Linked DNA regions of Homo sapiens: regions 1 and 3 are each linked to region 2. A link is an interaction called in ENCODE POLR2A ChIA-PET data of the cell type or tissue named here. Cell type or tissue: PC-9. All regions are shown on one strand.

The links. ChIA-PET counts read pairs that join two places held together with the same protein. Peaks named below come from ENCODE experiments on the same cell type or tissue, not always from the same donor. Only the 100,000 strongest peaks of a DNase experiment are listed, where the experiment ranks them.
Region 1: POLR2A ChIA-PET joins it to region 2 with 6 read pairs; 1 of 35 experiments calls an interaction of 5 or more read pairs at or near these places.
Region 3: POLR2A ChIA-PET joins it to region 2 with 5 read pairs; 6 of 35 experiments call an interaction of 5 or more read pairs at or near these places.

Annotation. Positions count from the first base shown.
Region 1 is chr18:59,068,809-59,072,808 of GRCh38, forward strand. It overlaps the pseudogene OACYLP. Among named protein-coding and RNA genes, the nearest start is that of SEC11C, 69 kb to the right of the region's middle. In PC-9, CTCF peaks have their summits at 1,809 (motif pointing left) and 2,012; a DNase peak (open chromatin) is centred at 1,823.
Region 2 is chr18:58,689,584-58,693,583 of GRCh38, forward strand. The region is part of intron 2 of MALT1 (MALT1 paracaspase); the gene reads left to right. The region is part of intron 2 of LOC105372146 (a long non-coding RNA gene); the gene reads right to left. It also overlaps the pseudogene MRPL37P1. Among named protein-coding and RNA genes, the nearest start is that of MALT1-AS1, 20 kb to the left of the region's middle. In PC-9, no CTCF peak of the experiment used is centred here; a DNase peak (open chromatin) is centred at 1,848; H3K4me3 peaks cover 932 bases; H3K27ac peaks cover 2,013 bases.
Region 3 is chr18:58,515,379-58,519,378 of GRCh38, forward strand. ALPK2 (alpha kinase 2) reads right to left here. Exons shown (of 13, transcript NM_052947.4): 9 at 1,530-1,804. Among named protein-coding and RNA genes, the nearest start is that of ALPK2-AS1, 40 kb to the right of the region's middle. In PC-9, no CTCF peak of the experiment used is centred here; no DNase peak of the experiment used is centred here.

The DNA.
Region 1 (4,000 bases), 380 kb after region 2:
AACTGTGTTCACCCTGCCCACTTTCTCTCCAGTTCTATCTTTTCTCTGGACACCGTGTGCTGACCTTCGTCACTGGGCTGGCCCTGACGCTGTTCATTGAGAAACCATGTCAGGAACTGAAGCAGCACCTGCTGGGCCATGAATGTTCTGGTTAAAACACAAAAGAATGGATGGGCCTTGTTGGTAATGACGAGCAAAGATGAGGTGGCCTTATCTAGGTGATGAATGCTTGTATTCCCGAGAAGGGGTGTGAATCTCATTTTGTGAAAGTTTAATATATACATTTTCTTTGCATTTAATATGTGAAAGAGTTCTTAGTTCTTATGATGTAAGAGAGTTCTCTAAATTTTTAGTAGCACAATAATAAACTTCTGTTGTACCATTTTAGCAAACAACAACAACAACAACAACAGAAACTGGATTTCTTTTTGGTTTAAACTCCATTTGATTGTCTGTATCAATGATCACAGGAAATGATTAAATGTCGTGCATTTAATGTAATTTGGGTTATGAAGCTCATTTGGGTTATGCTCTTCACTTTTCTCTGTAAAATTACAACATGCAGTATGCACTTTCCCACGACAGAATTGTTTATGTGTTATTATGGCGTCTTTGCAGACTTGTAACTTTATCCTAGAACCTCAGTGGTATGACCCGCTAGCATGCATACTTCATGGGTCTGTCATTATAGGGCCTTTCAAATATCACCTATTCTTCACCATAGTCCCTGTTTTGGACTGAATTGTATCCCCTCCCCCAAAAGCTCTGTTGAAGTCCTAACTCCCATTCCCTCAGAATGTGGCCTTATTTGGAGCCAGGGTCTTTATAGAGATAATGAAGTCCAACGAGGTCACTGGGGATGGAGATTCTAATCCAGTATGACTGGTGTCCTTATAATAAGCAGAAGTTTGGTCACGGAGACAGGCATACACACAGGGAAGACGATGTGAAGACCCAGGGAGAAGACAGTCATGTGCAAACCCAGGAACACCAAGGCAAACCCCAGAAACCGGGGGAGGTAAGGACAGAGTCTGCCCTGGAGCTGCCCGAGAAAGCATGGCCCCGTGGGACACCTCGATTTTGGACTTCTGGCCTCCAGAACTGTGAGATAATTCATGTCTGTTGTTTCAAGCCACCCAGTTTTTGGTACTTTGTCACAGCAGCCCTAGATAGATGGATATCCCTATGCACCAACATAGGGCCTCAACAAAAACTAACAGAGAAGGAAGAGACCTCAGCCAGTGGTTTCCAGCCCAACCCCCTCAATTTGCAGCGATGAGACCTAGAGATGAGGAGAGACTCGCAAGGCCAAACAGAGATGCTAGGATCCAGGCTCTCGGATGTGTGTTTTTTCTAGGTGTATAATTATGCATTAACTGTCTACAGTTATGGATTAATTAAGTCCATTCCATCGCTTATAATAAAGCTCTTTGTGTACTTACTCATTAAAGTATTAACAACCGCAGGCTACAAGGTCCTTATTAGCGTGGGATGCGCCACATCTGAGGATGCTCTTTGCTGTCCAGTGCGTTTGCAAAGATGACCAATGTGGGTGGGGAGGGGAAGGCTGAACGTTTCACACACTCTGATGGCCACGGACAGCTAACCTTGGCCTTGCCAGCCAGCCACGGGGATCATCTCCCTGAGGATGATGAGATGAGAGACCTCATCTCCCTGAGGTCTGGTCCCTCTGCTGAAGAAGCCAACCTGAGGGAGTGGGGCGCCAAGGCTCAACAGCCGCGCTGTGAGAAGGCAGCCTAATTGGCTTTTCAGTGAACGCCGAAGTTCATCGAGTTCCTCGGGAGCCCCCTGGTGGCTTCTTTGGCACCTGAACCCTCTCACTTCGTTAGGCCTCCAAGGAGCTGTTGAGGACCAGTGGCATTTTCAGGGTAACACTGCCACATGGGTGGACTTCGGTGGGAGATGACTCACATGCCAACATCGTTCTGCAGCCAAATTGCCAAATGCTTCCAGTTATGAGGCCAGAAATCTGGGACCCGTGGAAGTAACTAGCTAATGACTGACACAGCATTGGAAAGACTTTTTTATAAGGGAAAAAACCCAACCCTCCTGCTGTTGTAATTTTATATAACATAAGGCAGGGTTAGAGAAATCCAGTTTTGTTCTGGGTTTGTTTCAATCTAGAATTCCCCGGAAGTTTAAGATTTATAGATTGTGTATACCTTATTTGGATTCTGAAACAAATTGTAAAAAAGTATTATGATGTTTATAAGCCTGGAAATTTAAATACTGATTAGGTGATTTGATGATATTAAGGGCTGATTGCACTTTTTATGTAATAATGGTATTGTAGTTATATATTACTACATATATATACATACATTTATATCTCTTATCTTTTAGTTGCATACTAAAATATTTATGAACAAAATGATATAAAATCTGATATTTGCCTCAAAACAATATTGGGTGGAACTGGCATAGATGAAATAAGACTGGCTATGTGGTTAATGTTTGAAGCTGGGTGATGGGTCCATGGAACCTCATGCTTTTTCTCTATTTTCATTTTTATTGTTTTAGAGACAGAGTCTCGCTCTGTTGCCCAGGCTGGGGTGCAGTGCAATATCACACTGCAGCCTCAAACTCCTGGGCTCAAGTGATCCTCCTGCCTCCGCCTCCCAAGTAGTTGGGCCTATAGGTGTGTGCTGCCATACCCAGCTAATTTTTTTTTTTTTTTTTTTTTTTTGAGACAAGGTCTGGCTCTGTTGCCCAGGCTGGAGTGCTGGAGTGTAGTGGTGTGATCACAGCTCACTGCAACCTCTGCTTCCCAGGTTCAAGCAATCCTTCTGCCTCAGCCTCCCAAGTAGCTAGGATTACAGGCATGTGCCACCATGCCTGGCTAATTTTGGTATTTTTTGTAGAGATGGGGTTTCGTCATGTTGCTCAGACTGGTCTCGAACTCCTGGGCTCAAGCAATCCACCCGCCTCGGCCTCCCAAAGTGCTAGGATTACAGGTTGTGAACAACCGCACCTGACCTCCCAGCTAATTTTTTTAAGTTCTTGGTAGAGATGGGGTCTTACTATGTTGCCTAGGCTGGTCTCCAACTCCTGGCCTCAAGGGATTCTTCTCCCTCAGCCTCCCAAAGAACTAGGATTTTAAATACCTAGAGCAGGTATTTAAACCCCAGAAAATTCTGTAAAGGGGCTCTTGAGGCCCTATGCTCAGGCCACTCCCACCTTGGGGTGTCTACATTCATTTTCAATAAATCGCTGCTTTTGTTGCTTCATTCTTTCCTTGCTTTGTTTGTGCATTTTGTTCAATTCTTTGTTCAAAACACCAAGAACCTGGACACCCTCCGCTGGTAACACTTCTAGTAAAGCTCAAAGTTGAGAGGCCCCAGGGTCCTTGAAGGGACGAGAAGCCTTTAGAACTTTAGTCCCTAGACCCCAAGTGGGATTTAAATCAATACTGCTTGTATATGCTGAGAGGCGGCCTCTTTTGGTGGCCTACTCACATTTACACCCCTTCCTCTTTCACTACACAAACCCTGATGTTGTTCCCTTATCAAGGTGCCCATACCAAGGGAAATCATCATATTTGGTAGAAACCAATAATGTGCCTCCTCTTTTTCTTTGCCAGTGACTGGTGCGGGTTTGGGTATGTGACCCAGCTCTGACCAATGACACACAAGGAGAAGTGCCCTGGGGACTTCTGGGAAAGATGGGCATGGCTGAAGAGGGGGACGGACATCATGGAGAAAGTCCTTGTCTTTACCACCTTCAGCCTTGTCACGCTTCTAGATCTGTAAATGTGAAGAAGGACAAGCTTGATGCTCAGAGGCGGACAGAGCAGGATGTCTAGGCTGAGGGAAGCCAGGAGGATGGGGATTCTACAGAAGAGTGAGGGCTGTGTGAATACCGCATCCTGGAGGCTGCCCGATCCCTGCCAGACAGGCCTTGACCCTCCAGGCAGAAGGTTGGCAGCTGCTTCTTTGGGGATTCTGACTGGCCCAAGATGAAATCCCTAAAAATATTGACA
Region 2 (4,000 bases):
TCATGGAGCTTCTATTTTAATACCTAAGACGGACAGTAAGAAACAGGGATTTTAGAGAGTGAAGGACACTGAACTGGGTGAATGTAATAGATAACTGGGGGGTGGGAGGGTACCTAATTTAGAGACATTTCCCAGAGAAGCTGGTGATATTTTAGTAAGAAACCTGGATGATGAGGAAAGAGCCTGCCATGAAACAGTAGAATAGTGGAAGCCAGTGGGGTGGCGGTTGCGGGGGATGGCAAAGCGGAGCTTGTGGGGAGAACCCAGCAGAGGACTGGTAAGTGGAAAGGCAGAAAAGAGCTTGGCTTATAGAAGGAAGGAGGCCCAGTATGGCTGGAGCTTGGTGAGCCTGGAGAAGAGCGGAGGGGCCAAAGGAGCAGTTCGTGGAGGACTTTGTAGCCATGGTAAGGAATCTGGATTTTTTATTCTAAGTACAGGCACACTTTGTTTTATTATGCTTCACTTTATTGCACTTTGCAGATACTTCACTTTCTGCAAGTTGAAAGCTTGCGGCACCCATGTGTCTAGCAAGTCTGTCAGTGCCATTTTTCCAATAGCATGTGCCTACTTCATATCTCTGTGTCACACCTTGGTAACTCTTACAATATTTCGAACTTTTTCATTATATCTGTCGTGGTGATCTGTGATCGGTGATCTTTGGTGTTACTACTGTGATTGTTGGTGCCTGGTAAGATGGTGGCATCCAGGTGGCGGTCTTAAGACCAGATCAGTATGGTGTTGGTGGTCTTAAGACCAGATCAGTATGGTGTTGGCAGATCAGTATGGTGCCGCTAGGCAGGCACTGACTAGCTCCAGGCAGCTCAACCTTGGGAGCTTCGGGGCCCCGAGAGGTGGAGCCTGTGAGTGGGGCATGCACTCCATGTGGAAGCCAGAGCCTCCTCCCCTGGATGGAGTGTACGAGATCCCTGGACCGGAGCCCATCCCCTCTGTGAGAGAGATGTACTTCACGCCCGGGCTGCCACCGCTGATCTTCCTGCCCTGGGACCCTGGGTAGAAACACCCAAAATTCTGTTCACCCCGTTCACGACCCTGGGACCCTGGCTCGAAGCACCCAAAGTTCTGCTGCTCAAGCTCCATTCACGAGCAGCCACCATACAAAGACCAGGCCTGCTATGTCTTTCACCAGCGTTGCCGCCTTCTCAGGGGTGTCAAGCAGGCCCTCTGGCTTACCGAGGCCAAGTTAATAAAATGCCTTCCTGAGAAAGTACTTGGCCTTGTTGATGATACAAGGAACCACATAGAGAACCAAGATGAGCGTCTTCTGAATTTGATCTCTCATGCCTGTCTCTGGCACTGTACTGAGTACGGCCCCAGGAGAGAGGCCTGCTGTCTGGTCATTGTGGACAGTCTGATAAAGTTGTGTAAGTCTCAGATTCTCAGGCATCCTTCTCTGGCCAGGCAGATTTGTGCCCAAAACTCCACGTTATCCACCACCTGGAATTGTGTCTGTTCTTCAGGGTCATGGTTCTAGTGGAGCCGGCTGAGTGCCAAGGATCCTCTGCCCCCGCCATCTCCTCCAGAGAAGAGGTTGAAGCTACTAAAAATCATGTTCTCGAGGCCTTCTGTCCCCTCTCCCCACTACTGATCTTCAGGAATGCAATGTTTCTGATGTGAAAGATGACACAGGATTCTGGGAGGGCTATCCTTACCCCTATCTCCATATCCTGCACTTCCTGGAGAAAGCCGATTTGCAACCACATAGCCTTCAACCAGATCAGCTGTGGGCCAAGATGATCCTGTTTGCTTTTGGCATTGCCCTGGCTCAGGCCCAGCTCCTCTGTGGCAATGACACCAAGATCTCGGAGCAGCCCGTGGTTGTGCAGAGTACATGCACAGACGGACGTGCATTCCATTTCCTGGTGTTACAGTAGAACACCACAGACCTGGCCTCTTAACAAGTGTGGCAAGAGTTTGGTCTGGGTGGAATCATGCCAGCTACTCTCTCAGCATTTTTGGTGTCTCCCAGTGATAAAAAAGAAGGTGGGACCGGGCCCAGTGGCTCGCACCTGTAATCCCAACACTGGGAGTCTGAGGTGGGTGGATCACGAGGTCAGGAGATCGAGACCATCCTGGCTAACGTGGTGAAACCCCGTCTTTACTAAAAATACAAAAAATTAGCTGGGCGTAGTGGCGGGCGCCTGTAGTCCCAGCTACTCTACTCAGGAGGCTGAGGCAGGAGAATGGCATGAACCCGGGAGGCGGAGCTTGCCGTGAGCCGAGATTGCGCCACTGCACTCCAGCCTGGGTGACAGAGCGAGACTCCGTCTCAAAAAAAAAAAACAACAAAAAATTAGCCAGGCATGGTGGCACGTGCCTGTAATCCCAGCTACTCAGGAGATGGAGGCAGGAGAATTGCTTGAACCTGGGAGATAGAGGTTGCAGTGAGCCAAGATCGCGCCACTGCACTCCAGTCTGGGCGACGGAGCGAGACTCCGTCTCAAAAAAAAAAAAAAAAAAAAAAAAAGAGGGTGGTTGTGGAATGCGTTGGGCTGACTGGTTTCCAGTGGGAGACATCCAGGAAGTTTTTAGCTCTGTATTTACATGGTGCTACGTGAGCCAAGGACCATTCTGAGGCCCGAAACCCACCTTTGCCTTCTCCCACTGAAGAGGGCCTGGGGTCCCCCTGGAGCCTCAGTGCTCATCTAGCCTGGTGGTCTCACTGACAATAAAGAGCCCTTGCATTGCAAAGGAAAAAAAAACTATTATAATTGTTTTGGGGTGCCACAAATTATGCCACTATAAGAAGTTGAGCTTAATTGATAAATGTCATGTGTATTCCAACTGCTCCACCGACTGGCCATTCCTCTCTCTCTCTCTCTCTCTCTCTCTCTCACTCTCTCCCTCCCTCCCTCCCTCCCTCCCTGTCCCTCTTCCTCTCCCACCTCCCCACTCCCTCTTTGGGCCTCCCTATTCCCTGAGACACAACAATATTGAAATTAAGCTGATTAATAACCCTACAATCGTCTCTAAGTGTTCAAGTGAAAGAACAGTGACACACAACAATATTGAAATTAGGCTGATTAATAACCCTACAGTGATCTCTAAGTGTTCAGGTGAAAGGAAGAGTCACATGTCTCTCACTTTAAATCAAAAGCTAGAATTGATTTTACTTAATGAGGAAGGCATATCAAAAGCTGAGATAGGCTGAAAAGCTAGGCCTCTTGTGCCAGTTAACCAAGTTGCGAATGCAGAAGAAAAGTTCTTGAAGGTAATTAAAAATGCTACTTCAGTGAACACACGAATGATAAGAAAGCAAAACAGCCTTATTGCTGAGATGGAGAAAGTTATAGTAGTCTGGATAGATCAAACCAGCCACAGCATGCCCCTAAGCCAAAGCCTAATCCAGAGTGAGGCCCTAACTCGCCTCATTTCTGTGAAGACAGAGAGGTGAGGAAGCTGCGGAAGAAAAGTTGGTTCATGAGGTTTAAGGAAATAAGCTGTCTCTGTAACATAAAAGTGCAAAGTGAAGCAGCAAGTACTAGTGGAGAAGCTGCAGCAAGTCATCCAGAAGATCTAGCTAATGCCAGGCATGGTGGCTCGTAATTGATCATGGTGTCTATAATCCCACCACTCTGGGAGGCCAGGGCAGGAGGATTGCTTGAGCTTAGGAGTTTGATACCAGCCTGGGCAACATGGTGAAACCCCGTCTTTGCAAAAAATACAAAAAATTAGCCAGGCACAGTGGCACCTGCCTGTAGTCCCAGCCACTCGGGAGGCTGAGGTGGGAGAATTGCTTACACCTGGAAGGCGGAGGTTGCAGTGAGCGAGATCATGACACTGCACTCCAGCCTAGGTAACAGAGACAGACCTTGTCTCAAAACAAAAAAGCAATAAAAGATCTAGCTAAGATAATTAAAGAAAATGGCTATAATAAACAGATTTTTCAGTGTAGATGAAACAGCCTTCTATTGGAAGAAGATGTCATCTAGAACTTTGATAGCTAGAGAGAAGTCAGTGCCTGGCTGACTCTTGTTAGGGG
Region 3 (4,000 bases), 170 kb before region 2:
GGACTGGCCCCTCATCACGTCATCAGGTGGCACTTGGGGCACTACTGGGTTTCCTGTGAGATCTGCCATTGCAAACCCTTTTCAAAGGTGTAATTGGAGTAGTCAATAATGAACAGCACAGGATTTCTGCCTTAGGAAAAGCTAAGTGGATTCTGCATCCTATGCTGTGGGGCTTTTCTGAGCAAGAATCCAGATGCTGGGAGGTTTTCCAAGACTGTGTCATATTTGAGATGGAGGGAATACTGAGAGAGAAAAGAAAAAAGCAGAGTGGATTGGGAGAAGAAAGGAATACAATGGGCAGAACACTATATTCAGAGAGCAAGGCTGCCTTCAGAAGCACAAAGTCCCACGTGGCAGTGCCGCAGGATCACGATGCTTAATGCTTGACTGTACCTGAGAGATTCATCTAAGTTTAACCTATGGATTTTAATATTTTAAATGTTTTAATTGTTTTAGATGTTTATGGTAAACATTTTAAAGGGGCACAGAGCTGGTGAAAGACCCAACTTTCTTGACAGCTACACCAGTGCCGGTGTAAACAGTGAAATATGTGGACCAGGTGTGGTGATTCATGCCTGTAATCCCAGCACTTTGGGAGGCAGAGGCAGGAGGATCACTTGGAACCCTCCAGGAGGTCAAGACCAGCCTGGGCAACATAGGGAGACCCTGTCTCTGAAAAAAAAAATAAAAATTAGTTGGGCGTGATGGCATGCGCCTGTAGTCCTAGCTACTTGGGAGGCTGAGGCAGGAGGGTTGCTTAAGGCCAGGAGGCCGAGACTGCTGTGGAGCCGTGATCATGCCACTGTACTCCAGCCTGGGGGAAAGAGTGAGACACTGTCTCAAAAAAGAAAAAAAAAAAAAGACGGAGTGAAATATATGGACCAAATATGTGGATAGGAGGAGGAAGGAGCGAGAGAAGCTAAGGCTCTCCTGCCCTATCCTCTCACCTCGAGTTCTATGACTCAATAACACAGAGAAGTGGGAACTCAGCTAGAGACTTGGGTCTGTCTCTCTTCCTATATTTTATACACTACCATTAAACCAAACTCAGGAAGGCAGAAAACAAGACCAATGCTGACCCTTCTGGGTATACCCCACCCCTCTCCCTCTCCACAAAACAAAACCAAACAAAACACTCCAGCAACTAGTGCTGATGTTATCTGTTCCTGGAGACCCTGGCATCTAGTGTAGCTTAGAACCCCCACTTTCCATATCATCCTAGGTCCAAGTAGACTCAAACCGCCAGGGATGTCATAGGGCTTCTTAGAAACAAAATCAATTATATCTCGGGTTAGAACTGGTGAGGTGTCTCTAGGCATTGGCTGAGTCCCCAGTAGCTGGCATAAGGCCAAGAAATTACTCCCGAGAATTGAGAAGTGATCCCCAGCATTGAGATTGAATTGAAACCCCAAAAGAGGAAAAACACCCTTTTGAAGATATTCCCATCAATCCTGAGTCTGATTTTCATCTCGTCTTATCATGGGTGGTTCTCACACCAGAAGTGACAGCCTTTGGGCAGATGGACCCACCTGGGCAGCGAGTTTGTAGTTCCTTTGGATGAGCTCATCATTATTTCTGGTCCCATAGGCAATGGCATTGTGCACCTTAAGCACACAGGCATGGCCAGGTTTGAAGACAGGCATGAGGCCGTGCATCACTGTGCTGCGGAAGGCTTTGCGGTGAACCCCTTCTCCAAAGTGCAGCTCCTCCGTGGCGATCTGACCACGCAGGCGGCCCCCAAAGTAGCTGTCATGGAGGAAGTCTTCTTTGAAGATGAGTTGGCTGAATTCAATCTCTTCACATCCTGAAACACAGCACAGCTTTGGTTGGAAAGAATACCTCCCAGTCCTGCTCCTTGGCTAACTCCACATGGGGAGGGTCCCCACATAAGGACAATGACAAGGCTGACCTGCAGAACCAAGAGGGGGCAGACACACTTAACCCTTCAAAAGAGGCATAGCTAAAAGAAGAGATGAGTGGTTTGGTGAGGAGGAGACAGGTCATTGAATGAGAATGTGGGAACATCAGGGATGGGTTGGAGCAAAACTGGAAAGATCAGGAAAAGAATTCTAGACAGATCTGGAAAATATAAGTGGAACCAAGCAAAGTAACAAAAGTCAAGTTGAAAAGATGGGAAAAGTGTAGAGGAGGGAAGAAAGACCAATGATAAGATCTGATAATATCGGACCAACCTTTCTTTCATTATTGCCCCCCACCCCCCGCAACCACGGAATCTTTGCTGGAATTTGTTTTAATTGCCTGCCATGAAAGTTTAATACCACAAATATACTATCTGTTTATGTACCATATGTATATTTGTTCTTTATACAGAAAAAGAGTAACTTTTTTTTTGCCTCCCAAGAACCAATGTTGGTCCTCTTGGTAGCAATACTGCCTCCATTGAGAAAGCATGTGATAAGTATAGGAAACAGGTAGCAATAAACAAAACAAAAAAATAATAAAAAGAATTGCCTTTGAAGAGAAATCGAAAAAAAGGTAGAATTATTTTGCATTTATTTGTAAAAAGAAAAGTAGAATTATTTTAAGTTTTCTAACAGCTGTTTTTTTTTGCAGAGTGGATTCTACACATGTTTGAGATGACAGTGAATTTAATCAGGAAGGTCCACTTTAAACTAGAGATGACCCAATCAGACTTCTCATTCACTGAGAGAAGAAAATTAGGTGGCTTTCAATGAAATAAGATTGTTTGGATTTTTAAATCCTTTCCACTTCTCAAAACTGATGAAAACTGACATCTTTCTGAATGTTTACAAGAAGAAAGAGATCATGGGTTGTGTGAAAAATCTTACTTCACATTTCTATATACATGCTTCAGGAAATATTTTTCTCTTCTTTTCAAAATATTTAAAATCATACGATTTGAGACTGATGGTAGCTATTAAAACTATAAGGAGACTGAAACTATTCTGATCGGGTATTGATTAAGGTCTCGGCCTAATTACTGCCAGAAAGAAAGAAAGGGAGTGGGGTTTGGTGGATTTTCAAACAGAAAAACTAGGTGAAGAGCTAGAATCTGCTTGAAGAAAGAGGATATTCCTAAAGGTGCTCCTAGCATTTTCACAAAGGCTAGCAGAAGACTATGGGACCCCTGAATATGCCACCCTCAAATCTGCCTCTTTGGTAAAAGCATTGTTGAGCTGAAGGTAATTAAGAAGAAGCAGAGGCAAGAAAGCTCTCTGCCTTCCCTCTATTTGCCTAAAATCAGGACATAAATTTATAAAGACAAAAAATATTCTACTCCCCCTTCTACCAGGAAGAACAAAGGTTAATGACTGAAGACAACTTTAGACCCTGATGGGCCTGGAGATGGACACCAGCCATTAACAAGCATTAATGAGAATCCAGATGCTGGGAGATTTTCCAGGGCTGTGGAAATGCCTTTCCACAAGCTACTGCCCTTACCTACTCAAAGTCCTTCCCTCTGCCCTGTCACTTCTCTAAAAATGCACCATTCTTTGTTGTAGATGCTGTATAAGCTGGAATTCAAACCCCTTCTTAAATGAGCACTTCTGGAGTATCTCCCATGTATATATGAATTATACATGTTCATAAACTTGTTTGATTTCTCTCATTAATCTTTTGTTACAGGGATCTGTTCCAACTAAGAACTTATGAGGACTGAAGAATAAATTATTTTTCTTCCCCAATAACTCCTACTGAGTAACCTGTCCTAGGTTTCTGGAGAGAACTGGGTTGGAGCTGCAGGAAAACAGGCAAATGGGACATTTTCTCAGATAAAGTTTTAGGCAATAGCTGGGTCACAGATTTTACTCTAAGTAACGGAACCAGGAAAAAAATTAATTGATGGAGAAAAGCACAGTTTTATTTTAACAGTTAAATTTAAAAATTAGGTGAGAAAATAGAGGGAATGCTTTTCTGTATCCCAAACCTTCTCAGTTTCATTCTAGTTATATGATTAATTTTAACAATTTGGCCTCTAATACCACTAACAGAGTATAGGAAATGTTATATGTACATA